Regions from separate parts of the Mus musculus genome. Here region 1 is linked to region 2. The links are chromatin loops, found by intact Hi-C in ENCODE. Cell type or tissue: heart. All regions are shown on one strand. Region 1 has its middle 8.0 kb from the start of Gm32345. Region 2 has its middle 36 kb from the start of Gm39023.

Evidence for each region. A loop is a pair of places that touch in the nucleus more often than their neighbours do. Peaks named below come from ENCODE experiments on the same cell type or tissue, not always from the same donor. Only the 100,000 strongest peaks of a DNase experiment are listed, where the experiment ranks them.
Region 1: it touches region 2 in a loop (2.3-fold over the local background); 3 of 42 quality-filtered maps call a loop at or near these places.

The regions. Positions count from the first base shown.
Region 1 is chr7:63,883,751-63,886,250 of GRCm38, forward strand. No RefSeq gene overlaps it. Among named protein-coding and RNA genes, the nearest start is that of Gm32345, 8.0 kb to the left of the region's middle. In heart, a CTCF peak has its summit at 1,214 (motif pointing left); a DNase peak (open chromatin) is centred at 1,501.
Region 2 is chr7:63,815,230-63,817,729 of GRCm38, forward strand. No RefSeq gene overlaps it. Among named protein-coding and RNA genes, the nearest start is that of Gm39023, 36 kb to the right of the region's middle. In heart, no CTCF peak of the experiment used is centred here; a DNase peak (open chromatin) is centred at 952; H3K27ac peaks cover 864 bases.

The DNA.
Region 1 (2,500 bases), 69 kb after region 2:
AGAGTTGGGTCTTTACACACTGCTTTGCATGTAAGACCCGAGGAGTGTTGCTCACAGTAAATGTTCTATCATGGCGCTTATGAGATTTGATTGGAGAGACTGAGCCCTTCTGTGTGTCCTCGGCACAAATCACATGCCTAACTTGTCATTTAAGGTCTTCAGCAGGTGAATGGCTAGCAGGCTACAAGGAGTGTTTCCAAGGGTCTGCATGAACATGCCCTGTGAATCACCTAAAGCAGGCAGCCCACCCTGCGCATGGTAAGTGGTTCTTCTAGAACACAAAGCTTTCTCCATGGTGTCCCGGCCAAGCAGTGTCTTACCATTTGTTTGAGTGTCTCAAGCATTGGGGTGCTCACAGTCTGTAGGCTGTTTCCAAGGGTGGTACTGTGGTTTGGATTTGGTTCCTTCCCAACAGAAAGGCATGGGGGGAGTTAAACCATTGTGAGGGGTAAAAGAGGCAGAAGCTTAATCCCACTGTGATGTTTATTTAGAGCAAGGTATTTGGTTAGGAGTGAAGTCCCTATGACTGATTCATAAAAAGAGAATCCAGAGGTGATACATGCAATGCACACCCGTGCCTCTCTCTATGTGCTGTCTTGCTACTCTGCTGGGAGGAAGGCAATCAGACGTGAGCAACAGACCTTGTGTCTGTAAAAGACTGAGCCAAAAGAAACCTCTGCTCATTATAACCAACCCTGTGACACCACATCCCTGAAAGCAGCAGACAGACAAGGACACATGATAAGTCCATCCTTAAAGAGGCAGATGTGGCTTGTGAACCAGTCTCTGCTCTCTAGGATGATGGAAGCCTGACACACTCACTCCCATTTGACAGCACACCTCCCCTGGCCTGGACACAGCCAGATACAGTGCTCCATCAAATTGCCACCAACTGCAGAGGGGCCTTTCTTCACCCTGTCACAGGGCGACCCAAGGATGTGCTGTTTGGATATCACACATACTAATGAATCCCACTTCCAAGTATCAGTAAAAGCTGACACTTGCTTCTTAGAGGATGTATTGTTTCTTTTCCACTACTGGGGGCCCCCTCAAGGTCTCTGGGGCAGTCAATGCAGCTTCCGTCTTAGAAAGAGCTCTCAGGGGGCTGGTGAGATGGCTCAGCGGTTAAGAGCACCAACTGTTCTTCCGAAGGTCTTGAGCTCAAATCCCAGCAACCATATGGTGGCTCACAACCATCCATAACAAGATCTGATGCCCTCTTCTGGAGTGACTTAAGACAGCTACAGTGTACTCACATATATTAAAATAAAATAAATAAATCTTTAAAAAAAAAAAAAAGAGCTCTCAGCGGTGATGTCATGAGTGGCAGGCCCTTCTTTTTCCTGTCAGTATTTTTAAAGCCTCCGGGACCCTTTCCCTACACAACTGTTTATGGAAACAGACCCACCCTATGGTTACTGCTGTCTTCGGAAGTTCCTACACAATACGGGAACATTTGCAGAGGAGGTGAACTACACTGTCCCGGGGCAAGACTCCAACTGAGAACCGGCCGCAAGTATCCTGTGCCAACACATACCTCAGGATGATATGTTTATAGCTATTAACATGTTTGGGTGCTTTCAGCACACACACCTCTCCTAATCTTAGGAAACAGTGTCTGTGTAGCTTCAGCCAATCCCAACATCAACTGAAATGCCTTCCTTTATTAGTGTTTAGAATTTCTTACAGACGCAGACTGAAACGGCTTACAGCATGGGCACCACTGTGTCTTCTTGGATCAAAAGGTGGATATGGCCACAACTGTTCTTCTCCCTGCCGCCACCAACTCTGTCCACCAGCTACCGTGGATACAGACCGTGGGGGACAGACCCAGTCACACACCTGACCCTGCTGGCTGTTGTTTTCCACTTCTGGCATCCAGGAGCAGCCACAGACATAAATTTGGCCTCTGGTGTTGACCAGATCTCTTGCCTCTTCCCTAGGCAGTGAATTTTGGCCTCCAACCAACCGTATAACTTCTGTGGCTAGGAATAGACATTTTCTAGAAGCCTAGACAAAGGGTAGCTGTATCCAGGGAGAGTGCTATAGCTTGAGTTGGAAGCATCTTCCAGGTGTCCGTGTGGTAATATTGGTAGATGAAGTCTTTGGGTCTAAGTCTAAGGGTCATGATACTGTGCCCATCAAGGGCACAGTGGGTACCTGGCTCCCTCTCTTCTACCTCATGGAAAAAGGTAAGTGGCACTGCCCCTCCTACTCCCTCTTGGTACGACATGCTGCCTTATCAGAGTAAAGGAACTAACTGGCTATGGTTGACCCTATGACACCATGAGCCAAAAGACTCATGTGCATCCCTTTCTAAACTGAGTTGATTTTACTATTTGTTATAGTGACATGTAACATAAAGGAAGGCTGAAGGAAGCTTATAACCTCTGGAGACATGGGCATCATATCCTCCCATTGACCTTTAGTTAATGGGCTCAAAGAAGCCCCACAAGACAAGACAGAATACCCAAAAGAGAAGTCACCCTTGTTCAAAGCC
Region 2 (2,500 bases):
CAGACAATCTGTAATTCTGTGGGATGGGTGTTGGCTCATGCTAATGATATCAAGTGTACACACACACACACACACACACACACACACACACACACACACACGTGTGCGCACTCACTCAAAAATCACCATACATGAAAAATGTGTGAAGTACAATTAATGTGTTGATTGTCGCCGGGCACGGTGGCATATGCCTTTAATCCCAGCAGTCGGGAGGCAGAGGCAGGTGGATTTCGGAGTTTGAGGCCACCCTGGTCTACAAAGTGAGTTCCAGGACAGCCAGGGCTCTACAGAAAAACCCTATCTTGAAAAATACCCCCCGCCAAAAAATTCTGCTGATTGTCTACCTCCAGCGTAGCCGCACGCACTGCACAGCGATGACTGACTGTTTCCTCTACTGGTCTCTAGTTCTTAGATGTGTCAGCTCAAAGCCGGGGCCCAGCATCATGAAAAGGGATTGTAGTATATACCACTAGCCTGAGAAAAAGTCCAAACTCACTATTCAGTGTATGGTTTCTATTGAATACACACCAATTTCACACTATGGCTTAGTCAAAAAGTCCTGTCAGGCCACTGGCATGTGTATGTACAGACATCTACAGGGACAGACAAACGTGCACACATGCCAACGGAAAGTCATCACCTGTAGGCTGAATACAGATTTTTCTTGAAACTTGTATCATCTTGTAGACCATAACACGTAGTGTGTGTGTGTGTGTGTGTGTGTGTGTGTGTGTGTGTTTATATATGCACATATGTGTATAGGTTTTCCAGGTAACTTGTATTACTTCTGGTGCGTCCGCTGCTGAGCAGCCCTGTTCACTCCAAGAGAAAGAAAATGTTAATAAACCGAAAGCGCCCTGGCTTCTCAGGAAATAAGCTGGCAGGATTTTTAGTAAGAGCAGGATCTGAGCCAGTGTTGAAGGGCCTATGAACTGACTGCCGGAAGGGCTCAGGCGTGGGAGGCAGGAAGTCAGTCTAGCCTCTCTGCCTTTGACGCCCTAAGCAGTTTGGCCTTCTTAAGCAGTTAGTTACCTGTAAAATAATCAGAGCCAGCTCCTGTGACCTGTCTGTGATGAAACTGCCTCATACGAGGATCCAGACGTGACGCCAGGGCTCTTCCTCACTCTCACAGTCAAAAGCTTTCACCTTACACACTAGCCCAAGCTGTTCCCACAACCCTGTGACAAAGTCCCTTTAGCAGCAGCCCCATTCTTGTGCCCTACAACACACCAAAGGACTACCACAGACAAAAACCTTGAAACAAAAAAACACCAGGGCTGAGCCCACCCCCTTAGCATGTATAAGATACACACAGGAAGGAAGTGGCTGGCTGATTCAAGGAGGCAGGGCTACAATGTCTCCAGGAAGGAATATTTTCCAACCAGTTCACCCTGCCTGTGGTTTTGAACAAGATTTCAGACATAGCTCTAGCCAGTCCCCAGCCCCCTGCTGTGTCGCTCCTGGACCCTCCACCAACATGGGCAGCAGCTGCTGTCTAGACACAGCAACAAGGGTGGGTGCCCATGCAGGAAGTCATCCAGCAGGCTGCTCTGCTCAATGGTCTTGGAGTTGGAAGCAAGCAAGAGAGGCACAAGCTGCTTGTGGTGGGAGCAGGAAGGGCCAGGCCCTGCCTGGTGGGCAGGGAAGAGGACATTCCCCCCTGCCTCTTGCTGGGTACTCCCGGAGATGACTCATCAGCAAACCTGTTTTTGGTTTCTGCTCATAACTAGCTCCAGGTCTCAGCAGATCCAGCTCTGAGCTCCAGGGTCTCTCCAAACAGGACCCTCCCTGGATTGGAAGTTTCTTCTCTGTGTCTGTGACTGGGAGGGCTTACAGGAAGGATCCAGTTCTGAGCTCTTCCATCCCCTGCCCTTCTGTGTCCAAAGCTTCCCCTCTGTTAAAGCTCTTGTTGCAGGGTAGGCAAGAACACTGGGGCACTTCCCACTCTGCCATGGACACTGGCACTCTGTCCTTCCTCCCTGTCCTCTGCTCACGTCCTATCTGGTGTCAGCTTTAGCAACTTTCTGGACTCTCCAGATGGAAAGTCCCTCTTTCTTACTGCCTCTAATCTGACACCATAACCAATGGCAACTATGTATCCAGCCATGTGAGTCCAACTGAGTCACTTCAACTTGCTGAGCTTCAGTTCTACATCTGTAGGGTAGGCATGTTGAGAGATGCCAACAGAGATGAAGCAACCATTGTGAAGCAAGGAGCTGAGCACCTAGAGCTGGTCCAGGACCCTGGTAGACACTAACACCAGGGCAGAGGGTGCTGAGTGATCTTTTTTCCAGGCAGTGGCCACTCCCCCCCTTCAATCAGATTAGCCAGTTCCCCCACATCTCCACCCACAGTCTTGCCTGCATATGGTAGGTCTGACATGTAGTTGAGGGCCAGCAGACTCCACGTAGAGGAAGGCAGCCAAAACCCCAGAAGAGCCAACAACCTCTCCCATAGAGAAGAACAGATAGAGAGCAGATGGAGCCTTTACTGTTAGGGG